Regions from separate parts of the Homo sapiens genome. Here region 1 is linked to region 2. Evidence: chromatin contacts called from ENCODE Hi-C or POLR2A ChIA-PET data. All regions are on one chromosome and are shown on one strand. Each heading gives the region's core, a stretch centred on a gene start or an enhancer-like site at or near the end of the contact. The rest is flanking DNA. Distances are from core to core; before and after follow the strand shown. Region 1 overlaps ATP6V0A1 (ATPase H+ transporting V0 subunit a1). Region 2 overlaps CAVIN1 (caveolae associated protein 1).

Region 1 (6,533 bases), core at 812-3,311, 110 kb after region 2:
CTCTTGAGCCCTGGGTTTGAGGGAACAGTGACCACCTCACCTTGATTCCAGCCCACGTGGGTAGCCGGTCATCTCCCTGGGCAGGGCGGGAGCAAGGCACTGTTGCAGAGCAAGGCCGCCTGGGCTTGAGCCTCATTTTGTTGCCAGAAGATTGCTTCCTCCTCAGGCTCACCTGTGGCCTCCCCGTGTCTTCCCAGGTCCCCCTGAACTGAAGTGATGAGTGGCAGGACAGCAGGCTCCGGAATTGGGCGACCTGGGTTGGAATTCCAGCACTGTCACACCAGGCAGGGAACCTGAGCAGAACATTCACTGCCAAGATTACTGTGAGCAAGTAGGAAGTAATGCACACACCAAGTGCTGCCACAGCAAAAGCAGGTGCTCTAGGATGGGTAGTGGCTGCTCTGCTTAAAAGTGGGATGCCCTTACTGGGTGCGATGGCTCACACCTATAATCCCAGCATTCTGGGAGGCTGAGGCAGGCAGATCACCTGAGGTCAGGAGTTCGAGACCAGCCTGGACAACATGGTGAAACCCCATCTCTACTAAAAATGCAAACATTAGCTGGGCGTGATGGTGGGCGCCTGTAATCCCAGCTACTCGGGAGGCTGAGGCAAGAGAATCGCTTGAACCCAGGAGATGGAGGTTGCAGTGAGCCAAGATCGCGCCACTGCACTGCAACCTGGGCGACAGACCGAGACTCCGTCTCAAAACAACAACAACAACAACAACAACAAAAAAACCTGGGATGCCCTAGAGAGAGGGTGTCTGCCTGGGGTCCCCCATAAAAAGACTGCTTTTAGCCTGTCTAGAGTGAGAGAAGACCCCAGAGGAGGCAGAGGATACCATCAGAATGCCCTCAGGTGCTGTTTGCAAGGAACAGCCTCCCCATATATGTCGTATTTATTTTGGCAATAGGAGTATTGGGTAGGAGAGGAAAAAACAGTGCAAACCTCCTTTGTGCAACTTCCAGAATCTCGTCTTTGGAGGGCTGTTCCCGTGACACGAGTGGGGCGCCTCCCCCACCACTAAAACAGAAGTGAATGAAATTGGTGCTTGTGCGCCCCCTCCTGGCAAAATGCGGCTGTGCGTCCAGGATGCCTGGATCTTCCCTGTGGCCCAGGACTGCAGGAGGCGTTCTGAGCTGTGGCCCTCTTACCAGGGGTGGAGCCTCTGGGGCTGCTGAACCAGCTGTAGGGATGGTGCTGCTGTTCTTCCTGGCATCCATCCTAGGCATCTTCATACCTCCCACTTTATCCCTGCTGTTTCCTGATTCAAGGGCTGCCCCATTATACAAGTTCTGGTCTCCTCAGTGGGGACAATAAGAAAAACATTTGATTCGATAACATATAAACCACTAGTGTGAGATTCATGCAGCATCATAGGAAGGGGGGTGATGTGTTTGAAAACAGTGAGCAGGCTAATGTATTAATCTGCTAATTCTGTCTCCTGAGTTTTCTCTCTTTTCCTCCCTCCTGCCACATGAAGTGTGCTTGGCTTCTTACCTACCATAATTAGACATCTTTTCTTCCTCAGAGAAGGCATGAGACAGGGATTTGATTGTAGTTATCACTGTAAACATCAAACTGATTTTTATGCAGAACTATTGCCCCAGGGCATACCTTCCAAGGAACCTGGTCTCTCCTTACCTAGCGAATTCCACATACACATAGATGTACACCTACCTGTACACTCACAGATTGGGTGGTGATTAAAGGGACAGAATCGGGGACCAGCTTCTTGTTAGGAATGCAGTGTTGCCACGGCATGACAGCATGGAGCAGTTGAGGGAATGGCTGCCCAGGAGAACTCAGAACTCTTGAAATGTAGTTCCAGGCTGCCATCATTGCCCTGATATTCAGGCCGTCAGACAGATGTGTGTTGTAGGCCCTGAACGGCACAGAGAGTGGCAGAACAGGCTACATAAACAGCTCAGCCCAGAATTGTCTTTCCAGACTGCCTGCCCTCAGTCACAACCCCCACCAGGGAAGGGAAGCGGCCCCAAGACTCCTTCCTCCTTCACCCACTCGAGGAAACAGAGTTCCTGTTACGTGGCATGAATGATGTCTTTTGGCCCCAGTTAATCCCTCTGAGTCACCAGGTGGCCTTTGCCAAGTGCTGGAGCTGGAAGAGATGATAGAGACACTCATCTGGCGTCCTGAGGCTCTCCTCACAGCTGTTGAATTCTAGAGGTGCATTTCAGTGTCTTGGGGCATGGCAAGACTTTGGAGGCTCCCTGAGCAGAGCAGTGGAGATGCCCAAAAAGAAGGAAGAACCTAGGATGGCAGATGGGGCCCCCCTTGCCCTGGGGAACTTCATGTTTGTACTTTCTCAGGAAGCACACATTTCCCCAGTTCAGCGGGAGAGAGTGGGGAGACTAGCAGGGAAATTGCTTTCCAGCTTTGTGCTGGGTGGTTGGGGTGAGGGTGGCCACGGAAGGAGGTGAAATCAGGCTGACCTCAAGATAGACCCAAGATGTCCCAGTTCTGGCCGCTCTAAGTCTCTAAAGCAGCAGCTGGTGGGAGGGGCAGTATTGGGCAGTATGTCAGGGAGGCCACCTGTCTGCTCACACAGTACAATTGATGTGCCCCTCCCAGGCATATATCCCTCTTCCTCCTTGCTGGGCCCCCATGGGTAGATAAGGTGACTGGAGGGGTGCCAAGAAAAGGGCGGTGCCCCCACAGGCATCTGAAAACAAAGCTGCTGCTCCATTTGCCCAGTTTGAAGATTAGAATGGTTTTGTGATTAGCCAGGAGGGGGTGGGGGTCAGAGTTCTGGACACCTCACTGGAGTCGGGGGTCAGCATACCCTACCAAGGCTGACATTCACTCCTAGGTAATGGCCTGGGACCCTCAGGTGACTTGTCCACTCTCTGGCTATGTATTGTTGAATGAAAAGGGGACATGTAAATCTCGTTTCAGCTGTTCTGAAATAACCCTTGCCACATGGGAACACAGTCTATTCAACATGAAGAATTCAAACCTAACACAAGTGGGTGAGAAGCAGGAACCCACTGCTAGGCCCCACCGCGTTCCCTCAGAGGTGGTCTCAGTAGCTGGAACTTGGAGAAGTAGTTTTGGTGGGGTGTTGGGACGTGGGTGAATCCAGGTCCTGGTTTGGAATTGCTCTGGTGGGAACCGTCAGCTAACGTCAGTTGGAAGCTCTGTGTCCTCCCCCTCCTGAGTCCTGTTTTTCCTGGAGGACCTTGGCCCACCCCTGTGGAATGTGGGGATGTGGGGAAGAAAGCTGACTGCTTTTACTCCCACTCAGAAAATTCGGTTGCGCTCTTCTTCAAGGGGGTGCTCCTCAGCCTGCACCCCAGTGAAGGGGCCTCTGAGGAACTCCCAGTGCCACTGGCAAACAGTCTGTAACCTTTGGGCCCCAGCCACCTCCCAGCCCCTGTTCTCTTAATTCCTGCCTTCTTGGCTTGGAGGGAGGAATCTCCATTTGTAAAAGCTGAGTTAGGGAACTAGAGGGTTCCTGAAGCTTTAAAGCGCCTCAAAGCCCTCACCCTGCACGTGACCTGTCACCTGGAGCCTGCCCCAGCCCCCACGCCTGCCTGTTCTTATAGGGGCTCCGGTGCCTCCAGGGTCACACAGCACCATGTGGAAACTATTCCTCAGGGCAGCTCTCCTTGGCCTTTTTATCCCCTGAATCATGCATTTTTCTGCCCTTATTTGGTGTGGTTTGGTTGCTGGGCAGCTGTCCAGGGTGAGTTTGCAGGAGGAAGCACAGCCAAGCAGCCTCGCTCTGCTTATGGGACAGTCTTCCTCCCACCCTCCCTGAGAGTGAAAGGGCCCCACAGAGACCATCAGGCATGGATGCTGAACTGCTGGGAAGGGAGCTCAGGCTTTTTCTTTTTAGTCCCCAAGAGAAGAATTCTTTCTCAGATGTTTTTGTGGTTGGAGAATATTTTTGCCATTGCTTTGAGAAGACTTCCCCTCCTAACTCCCCCTCTTTCCTTGGAATTTCCTTCCTTAAATGGAAAGCCTTCAACATTCACTCCAAGCTCGCCCTTTTGCTCCCCCAAGGAAAAATAACAAGCAAACAGAGGTGCTTGCCCAGTGTCTCTGGAGGGGCTTCCCTTAGAGGTGGGCTGTGTGATCCCCTGCCAGGAGGGGGCGATGGGGGCCACTTGTTCATTAACGATGTTAGGCTCAAGGTAACTGAACTTTTTTTGCACATGCCTCTCTGCAGAGAGTTGTGCATAAACACACTGCTCGGCAGGACAGAGCAAGATTGGGAACTGAGGGCAAATCCCTTCCTCCGTGCGTCGAACTCTTGATCCCAGGCCTTAAAAGTGGGATCTCTGCACTCTGGGCTTTCTCTAGCTTCCCCAGGGAAGGGAGGCTCGGGGTGAGGTGGGCACGGGGCATCTTTCCTGCCCAACTGTGAAGTCCTAAAAAGCTTCACAAAGTTTCTATTGAATGACAGCTTTCTTCTTCTCTTTCTCCAGGGTTGAGTTCCAGAATAAATTCTACAGCGGGACCGGTTTCAAGTTCTTACCCTTCTCCTTCGAGCATATTCGGGAAGGGAAGTTTGAAGAGTGAGTCCCTGTGAGGGCCGTGTGCCCCATGCTACCCTCCCCGCCTCCCTCCACAGTGATCAGCTGTGCCTCTCTGCCTGTTGGTTGTGATCTGTGGGCACCAGCTCATTCGTGTCACCCTGTCTGTGAGTCATTTAGATAGAATAGTCCTCCTTGGGTCTCCCACCACCCCTAGCTTTGTGTGTAGTGTAGTGATTTTCTGGCTGTCACTCATACTCACTGGGCACCAGCCTTGCCCTCTTAGCCTCCATCCATCCAGACAGCCCTTCCCACCTCCTGGTGGTGAGCCAGTCTGCATTCCCACGCCATCCCAAAGCCCTTTCATCTTCCCCGTGCATTGTAGATGGAAGGAGCACCCATGCCATTCACATCTAGACTTTGAGTTCCCTGCATCTGCCACCGTAGTTTCTAGCAGGAGTAGTGGGGGGAGTAATACAGATTCTTCCCTAGAAGGGGACACTGGTAACATGTCCCACTCTTGGATTAGCAGGGGTGGGTCCAGGAAGATGATATTTGCGTCTTTTGCCCACCCCCCTGGCATTCAGCTGGACCCAACTAGGCCATCATGAGTGGCTTCTCCCTGTCATCCCCAGGGGTCATAGGATATCTACACCGCCTTTCTGACCCCACCCTGCACTCCCATCCTTTCCTCTCTCCCCGTTCATGCCCTGCACTACATAGCACAGCCGGGATGCTTGGAACAGAGGCCTTGGCTGCTCCGCAGTGCACAGGGCTTCCCTCTCTCGGGGTTGGCTTCTTCCCAGGCCTTGCATGGGCCCTGCCCACAAGCACACCCTCAGGCCGAGGGTGCAGACTGATGCTCTTCCCTGATGGAGACCCTGAGATCTTCCCCACCCCCAATCATGATGTCTTCAGTGTGGGACTGGGGTCCTCTTGGTTCTGCCTGCAGCCTGCCTGGCTCCGCCCCTAGTGCCCCCTCCTCACCACACTGGCCCCAGGTCTCAGGAGGGGTGTCCTGGGCAGGGAAGGTCAGTGTCACTGATGGTTTGCTGTTTGGAAGCCATTGGCAGGGCTGCCGTGCATGTGGCTGTGAGGGCTGCACAGTCCTGCCAAGGGGCTTCCTCCTTGTCACCCCGAACCTTGTAATCGTGTGCTGGCGTGGCAGCCCTGGCTAAGTTAATCCCCACCGCTTTCAGTGGTAGAAAGAATTCCCTGAGTGGGCCAGGCTGGTGCCCTCCTCCTACCCTGGCTTTTCTGAGTGAGCTGCCTGGAGCCCTCATCCCCTCTCCCAGGCTGGGCTGGCCCTGGGCGGGGCCACTGTGTGCTGGCCCACTGTGACCTGACCCGACCTTGTGCAGCCCCCCTGCCCTGGTGTCCTGGGTTTTCGTGATGATCTTTGCTCTGTTTCCAGTGGGGTTTGAAGCAGAGTTCAGGGAACCCTGCCCAAGGTCCTCCTGTTCAGACATTCCTATGTTGAATAAAGTATGTTTGACTTCCCCGGAGAAGCTGCCTGTCACTGTGCCCACAGCCCCTGCGTCGCTCCAGGCTCAGCCATCTTGAGCCCCTGTGGACCCCTGACCTTCGCCTCCCTCCTCCAGCATTGCTGCTTTTCCTTCTATCAAAGGCCACAGCTTCAGTAGGCCTGGCTGGGCAGTTGGTTTGGGAAATTCTCACCTTGTCCCAAGTTTCCCAGGCGCCTTCCCACTCACAGGATCCAAGTCAGCTCTGCAGACACTACCTGTGGGAAGAGGGGACTGGGCAGCCCATCTTCGTCTCCCGTTTACTCATTGCACATCCAGACAGCATGGGGGCAGAGGGGCACTGGGTATCTCCCCACGCGCCTCTCCCTCTTCTCCAAGTGTGCCCTCCAGGGCCCAGTGGCCTGGCTATGTTGAGCCCTGATACCCCGGCCTTAGTGTAAGTGGAGGCTCCACACAGGTTCCTCAGGGCAGCTGGGGAATGTGAGGTGCTGGGATTGGCAGGCGGCAGGGTGGAGAGCAGGCAGACCGTCCAGGGTGGCAGGCTGGGCA
Region 2 (5,877 bases), core at 2,849-5,348:
CTAGTGAGGGGACTTCTCTCTTCACCCATTTCCACCTTCTCCTATTTTCCTTTTTTTTCCTTCTGTTGAGATGGAGTCTCACTCTGTCACCCAGGCTGGAGTGCAGTGTCGCGACCTTGGCTCACTGCAACCTCCACCTCCCAGGTTCAAGCAATTCTCCCCACCTCAGCCTCCAAAGTAGCTGGGATTACAGGCATGCGCAACCATGCCCAGCTAATTTTTGTAATTTTAGTAGAGATGGGTTTTCGCTTAGTAGAGATGGGGTGTTTGCCAGGCTGGTCCCGAACTCCTGACTTCAGGTGATCCGCCCACCTCGGCCTCCCAAAGTGCTGGGGTTACAGGCATAAGCCACCAAGCCCGGCCGACCTTCTTCTATTTTTCCATTCTCCTTTCCAAAGCCATGGCCATGCGCTCCTGTGTACAGGTGCATAAACACATCAGTGTGCCATCCCTCACATGCATGTCGTTCCCCACCCCTCCTTCCCAGGGCTTCTCTTGGCTCCAGCGTTCCTCTGGGACCCTCTGCAGATACAGCCTGTGCTGGACCCCCAGCCAGGGTGAGGGCTCATTCTGCTCTGTCTTCCCCACTGCCTCAGTTTCCCCCAAAAGCTGCTTTCACGTCCTTCTAGTAGGGGGCCTCCCATGGGGGCAGGGATCCCCTTTAGGATTCAATCTTTCCTCTTTGGGCAGTTTTGGCTTTGAGTCCCCCAGGGATCAGGGTGAGAATGAAGAAGAGCTCAGTGAGCGGAATGACAGCAGCTGGGTGGGTGGTGTGGGGAGAGGCTGAGGGGAAGGCAGCCCCCCCAGGGGGGCCTAACCGTGGAATCACTGCAATTTCCTCTGAGATCCCGACTTGGACAACCAGGACAGGGATTGACCATTCCCTTCCCATTCCACTCGGACTGTGTCCAAGCGGGGGTTGTCCACTGCGGGGGCTGCCTCCCCATCGGGTCCTAACAGCTCTAAGACTGGGAGTGGAGTTCCTGGAGGTGTGGGGAGGGGGGCGTGTTTTCAATTTAGAAAAATCTCAGCCAGCTCGAGCCGAGAGAGAATGCGAAAGAGGAAGTTCGGAAGGAGCGAGGAATGGGGTGGGTGGCAGCGGGGGCGGCTCAGTCGCTGTCGCTCTTGTCCACCAGCACGGCGTCCGACTCCTCGGTGATCTCCAGCAGCGCGTGCACGTCGGGGCTGCTCCCGCGCCGCAGGTCGCCGGCCTCCCCGCGCTCCGCGCCGCCCTCGTCGTCGTCGGCGCCCACCTCCACCATCTCGGTGGCCTTGAGCACTTCCACCTGGCCCTCGCGGATCTTCTTGACGTGGAAGGTGAAGGGTGGCACCTTGTAGACCGCGGTCTTGGAGCGCGCGTACACCACGTGGTCGGGCGTGAAGGATTTGCGCAACTTGTCCCGCGACGTCTTCAGTTTCTCGCGCCGCTCGGCGGGCACCAGGCGCGTGCCCAGCTTGTTCATGCGCTTCTCCAGGGTGTGCCGCGTCTTCTCCAGGTTTTCCTTGGTCTTGAGGCGCGTCTTCTCCAGGTTCTCGCGGGTACGCACCTTGGTCTTCTCCATCTTCTCCTTGGAGAAGGCCTTCTTGAAGTCGTCCACGCGCCGCAGGCCGCTGCGCTTGATACGCTCTGCGCGGGACTCCTCAATAACCTCCTCAACCTCCACCGCCTCGTCCGACGAAAGCTCCAGCGCCGCTGCGTCCTCCTCGGGCCGCTCGCCCTCGCCCAGCTCCTCGCCCTCCTTCTCTGGCAGCGCCTCCGACTCTTTCAGCGATTTGCTGATGCTCAGTTTGGCCGGCAGCTTCACTTCATCCTAAGGGAAGAGGAGAAGGGACATGAGAGGCGTCGGAGGAGGCGGATGTGGGCGAGCCTGAGTCAGGGTGGTGACGATCCTGGAGAGAGGGGAGCATGGGACGCTCGTGGTCCCCAGGAAACTGGCGGGCGCTCAATAAATGTGTGTAGGCTCACGCCTGTAATATTAGCGCTGTGGGAGACCGAGGCAGGAGGATGGCTTGAGTCCAGGAGTTCGAGACCAGCCTGGGCAACATATCACCCATCTCCGGCCCCCCAACCCCGCGTCGCCATTCTTTCTCTCTCTCTCTCCTTGTTTTTTTTTTTTTTTTTTTTTTTAAACGGAGTCTCGATCTGTTGCCGAGGCTGGAGTGCAGTGGGCGCGATCTTGGCTCACCGCAACCTCCGCCACCCGGGTTCAAGCAATTCTCCTGCCTCAGCCTCCCGAATAGCTGGGATTACAGGCGCCCGCCACCACGCCGGCTAAATTTTGTATCTTTAATAGAGACGGTGTTTCTCCATATTGGTCAGGCTGGTCTCGAACTCCCGACCTCAGGTGATCCGCCCGCCTCGGCCTCCCAAAGTTCTGGGATTACAGGCGTGAGCCACTGCGCCCGGCCTCGCGCCGCCATTCTCTAAAAAACATGTGTGTTGAACGAATGGTGACTAAACAGACCGCGGGAGCAGGGGACCAAACTTCGGGTCGGAGATGGGGTTGCGTAATAATTGCACTTGGGCTAAAATCTCTGTGGTCGTCCAACCCTGTCCTGATCCCTTTCCACCCGTAGATGATATTAAACCACTACGGCCCTCGGGAGACACAGCTCCACTTTGGAAATGGGCGGAGCGCCCTCTGGTGCCGCAAATCGCACACTGCCCGAGCCAGGCCGAAAAGCAAGTGGTGGGAGTGTCTAAGTTGAAAGCGGGTAGGGGTTTGAGCCCACAGCTGCACCTACCCACCCAAGCAGGTAAAGTAAAGGAAGTGCATTTCCTAGACTCAAGCTATTTCTTTTTTTTTTTTTTTTTGAGATGGAGTCTCGCTTTGTCGCCCAGGCTGCAGTGCAGTGACACGATCTCTGCTGACTGCAACCTCTGCCTCCCAGGTTCAAGCAATTCTCCTGCCTCAGCCTCCTGAGTAGCTGGGACTGCAGGCATGCGCCACCACACCTGGCTAATTTTTTTGTATTTTTAGTAGACTCGGGGTTTCACCATGTTGGTCAGATTGGTCTCGAACCCCTGACCTCAAATGATCCACCCGCCTTGGCCTCCCAAAGTGCTGGGATTACAGGCATAAGCCACTGCTCCTGGCCTCAAGCTATTTCAGAACCAGCCTTAGAGATGGAGAACTGTGGTCCACCCTCCCCCACCTCCACCTTCTTTGACTCCTTCATACTGTTTGGCTCCACCAGTGGTCATTCTCCCCCTCCCCCACATTTAGAAATTGATATTGGAAAGAGGAAGAAGCTGGCTGGGAGCCACGGACATGTTTTCTCCCCAGTCTGGACATTTCTTCTGGTTGTGACTTCCCTACTTTGGGATAGAAGAGAGATTACTTTTCAATTCTTGCTTTCCCTACCCCCTGCCCCCAGCACAAAGCCTGAGCTCAGGGGTCTAGGAGTAGGATGGGTGGTCTCAGATTCCCCATGACCCTGGAGCTCAGAACCAGTTCTTTGCTTTTCTGTCTTCTCCTTGGAGGACTTAGCACCAGAACTGCTTTCCATTCCGGGAAGATTTTCCAAGATCTTGACTCTGGCCAACATTTCAGAATCTCTGGATCACTCCCTCCCCCACCTCCACCCTCATCAGAGAGCAGGGGAGGCTGAGCACAGAAAGGGAAAGGGCAGACCAAGATCATCAATAGGATCTCTTTGGCCCAGACTCCCTTTAGTGACTTCAAATGAAGGAACGAGAGATAGTCGCTTTTCTAAAGGGTTTTCTGAAGACCATTTCCCAGAATTATAAGAAAAATCCTGTCCCCTAAGAAATTAAGGCAACATAAACTGAGTCCTCTCACTGACACCACACACACACACCCCTATACATAGGCTGCTCGGTATCTCTGCACCACCTGCTACAGAAATTCCTTCCCCAGCCCCCAACCTCTTTCCTCTTCCCTCCCATCAACATCCCCCCAGAGTTTCCTGGTTTACACTGAAAACTAGGAACACCCTCTCCCAACTTCCTTCCCTTCTTGTCAATAGCATTAGCAGGGACAAAGAGGGAATGCTGGCTCCACCTCTTCTCTCATCTGGGCATCAGCTCTGCTGGGCACCAAGCCACCTCCAGCTCTCTGTTACCCAACTACACCTCCCAGCAGGCAAGGTGACCTGGGCACAGGGCATGCTGGGACTTGTAGTCTCTACCTGCCATAGACGGCTTAGTGCAGATCATGGGCAATCCTAGGGCATTTTGTTTATCCCTCTGCCTCTTATCATTCACTGAGGCATTGAAGGGTGTTTTCCTTGTTCTGAGTGTAGGAGAGTCTCAACTTCTCTTTGCATTCCCTCTGATTTCCAGTCATTCACTTTGGGGCTCCTACAATCACCCTTACCCTGCCTGCTACTGGAGTGCATATCATTTAAGACTTATACATCATTGTAGGATCTAAACCCTCTTCATCCATCTCCACCCAGAATTTACCTGCAGCCCCAGTATATATATATATTAAAAAAAATTCAGCTCTGATCTTTCCTTCATAACCTCCCAGACTTAAAAACCCACCCACGCCCCACCAAAGGGTGGAGAGAGCCCCTCCTTTCACTAAACTCAGACAATGTGAATAGGCTAGGGAGGGATTAAGGGTGACAGGCAGGGAATAGTCAGGAAACAGCCCCAGCTGCTGGAAAACAAATCCACTTTGTCTCTCTGCCCTACCCCCAGCATCCCCCGCTTCTCCCCTACCCCTGCTGCCTGCTCCACCCCACCCCTAAAGGCTGAGCTGGCTGGTTTTCCTGGCCTGTGGCTTCCTAGATAAAGGTCTTTGCCAGCTGAACTTGGAAGTGAATGGGACTGGGGAGAGAGCTGCAGACTTCTTATAGCCAATGCCATCTTCCTAGTGCCTCATGAAAGGTCTCAAACTACAACATAAGGAAGCAATCCTAGTGAGAGGAGGTTTTTGTTTTTTAGTTTTTTTGTTTTTTTTGAGATGGAGTTTTGCTCTTGCTCCCCAGGCTGGAGTGCAATGACACGATCTCGGCTCACCGCAACATCCGCCTCCTAGGTTCAAGCAATTCTCCTGCCTGGGCCTCCCAAATAGCTGAGATTACAGGCATGTGCCACCACACCTGGCTAATTTTGTATTTTTAGTAGAGACGGGGTTTCTCCATGTTGATCAGGCTGGTCTTGAACTCCCAACCTCATGTGATTCGCCCTCCTCAGCCTCCCAAAGTGCTGGGATTACAAGCCTAAGCCACCGTGCCCGGCCTTTTTTTTTTTTTTTTTTGAGACATGGTCTCACTCTGTCACCTAGGTTGGAGTGCAGTGGCGCGATCTCGGCTCACTGCAACCTCTGCCTCCTGGGTTCAAGCAGTTCTCCTGCCTCAGCCTCCCAAGTAGCTGGGATTACAGGCATGCACCACCACACCTGGCTAGTTTTTGTATTTTTTGGTAGAGACAGGGTTTCACCATGTTGGCCAGGCTGTTCTCAAACTCCTGACCTCAAGGGATCCTCCCACCTCGGCCTCCCAAAGTGCTGGGATTACAGGCACGAGCCACCGCATCTGGCCATTTTTGTGTTTTTGTTTGTTTGTTTTGAGATGGGGTCTTGTTCTGTCAACCAGGCTGAAGTGCAGTGGCATGATTACAGGTCACTACAGCCTCAACCTCCTGGGCTCTAGTGATCCTCCCACCTCAGCCTCCCAAGTAGCTGGAACTACAGGCGCACGCCACCATGCCCAGCTAATTTTTGTAGTTTTTGTACAGGCAGAGTCTCACTATGTTGCCCAGGCTGGTCTCAAACTCCTGGGCTCAAGTGATCCCCTTGCCTCGGCCTCCCAAAGTGCTGAGATTTCTCGCATGAGCCACTGTGCCTGGCCAAGGGGAGGTTTATTCCTGGATTTAGAAATCTCTCCAGACCAGTAAGGGATCTG

The links. Hi-C counts contacts between places; a loop is a spot of excess contacts on that map. ChIA-PET counts read pairs that join two places held with the same protein, here RNA polymerase II (POLR2A). Pooled maps may share reads with other maps.
Region 1: a map of endothelial cell of umbilical vein shows a loop between it and region 2 (8-fold over the local background). The contact joins two enhancer-like sites. A Hi-C loop is called at or near these places in 41 of 168 maps with a recorded cell type or tissue (A673, B cell, CD4-positive, alpha-beta T cell and 31 more), 26 of 37 single-sample maps with no recorded cell type and 38 of 50 pooled maps. POLR2A ChIA-PET finds 5 or more read pairs at or near these places in 19 of 52 experiments (A549, A673, AG04449 and 15 more).

What each region holds. Positions count from the first base shown.
Region 1 is chr17:42,516,575-42,523,107 of GRCh38, forward strand. ATP6V0A1 (ATPase H+ transporting V0 subunit a1) reads left to right here. Exons shown (of 22, transcript NM_001130021.3): 22 at 4,453-6,005. The coding sequence ends at 4,546. Among named protein-coding and RNA genes, the nearest start is that of MIR5010, 5.7 kb to the left of the region's middle. RefSeq lists an enhancer at 33-532 and a silencer at 976-1,025. Within about 2 kb of position 2,062, at least 34 of the 41 ENCODE cell types and tissues checked have a DNase peak (open chromatin) inside an H3K27ac peak, as active enhancers do; they include HCT116, ascending aorta, dorsolateral prefrontal cortex and 8 more, where a contact is called at or near this core.
Region 2 is chr17:42,403,578-42,409,454 of GRCh38, forward strand. It overlaps CAVIN1 (caveolae associated protein 1), which reads right to left. Exons shown (of 2, transcript NM_012232.6): 2 at 1-1,811. The coding sequence ends at 1,110. Among named protein-coding and RNA genes, the nearest start is that of CAVIN1, 17 kb to the right of the region's middle. RefSeq lists an enhancer at 2,734-2,783. Within about 2 kb of position 4,099, at least 26 of the 41 ENCODE cell types and tissues checked have a DNase peak (open chromatin) inside an H3K27ac peak, as active enhancers do; they include HCT116, ascending aorta, dorsolateral prefrontal cortex and 8 more, where a contact is called at or near this core.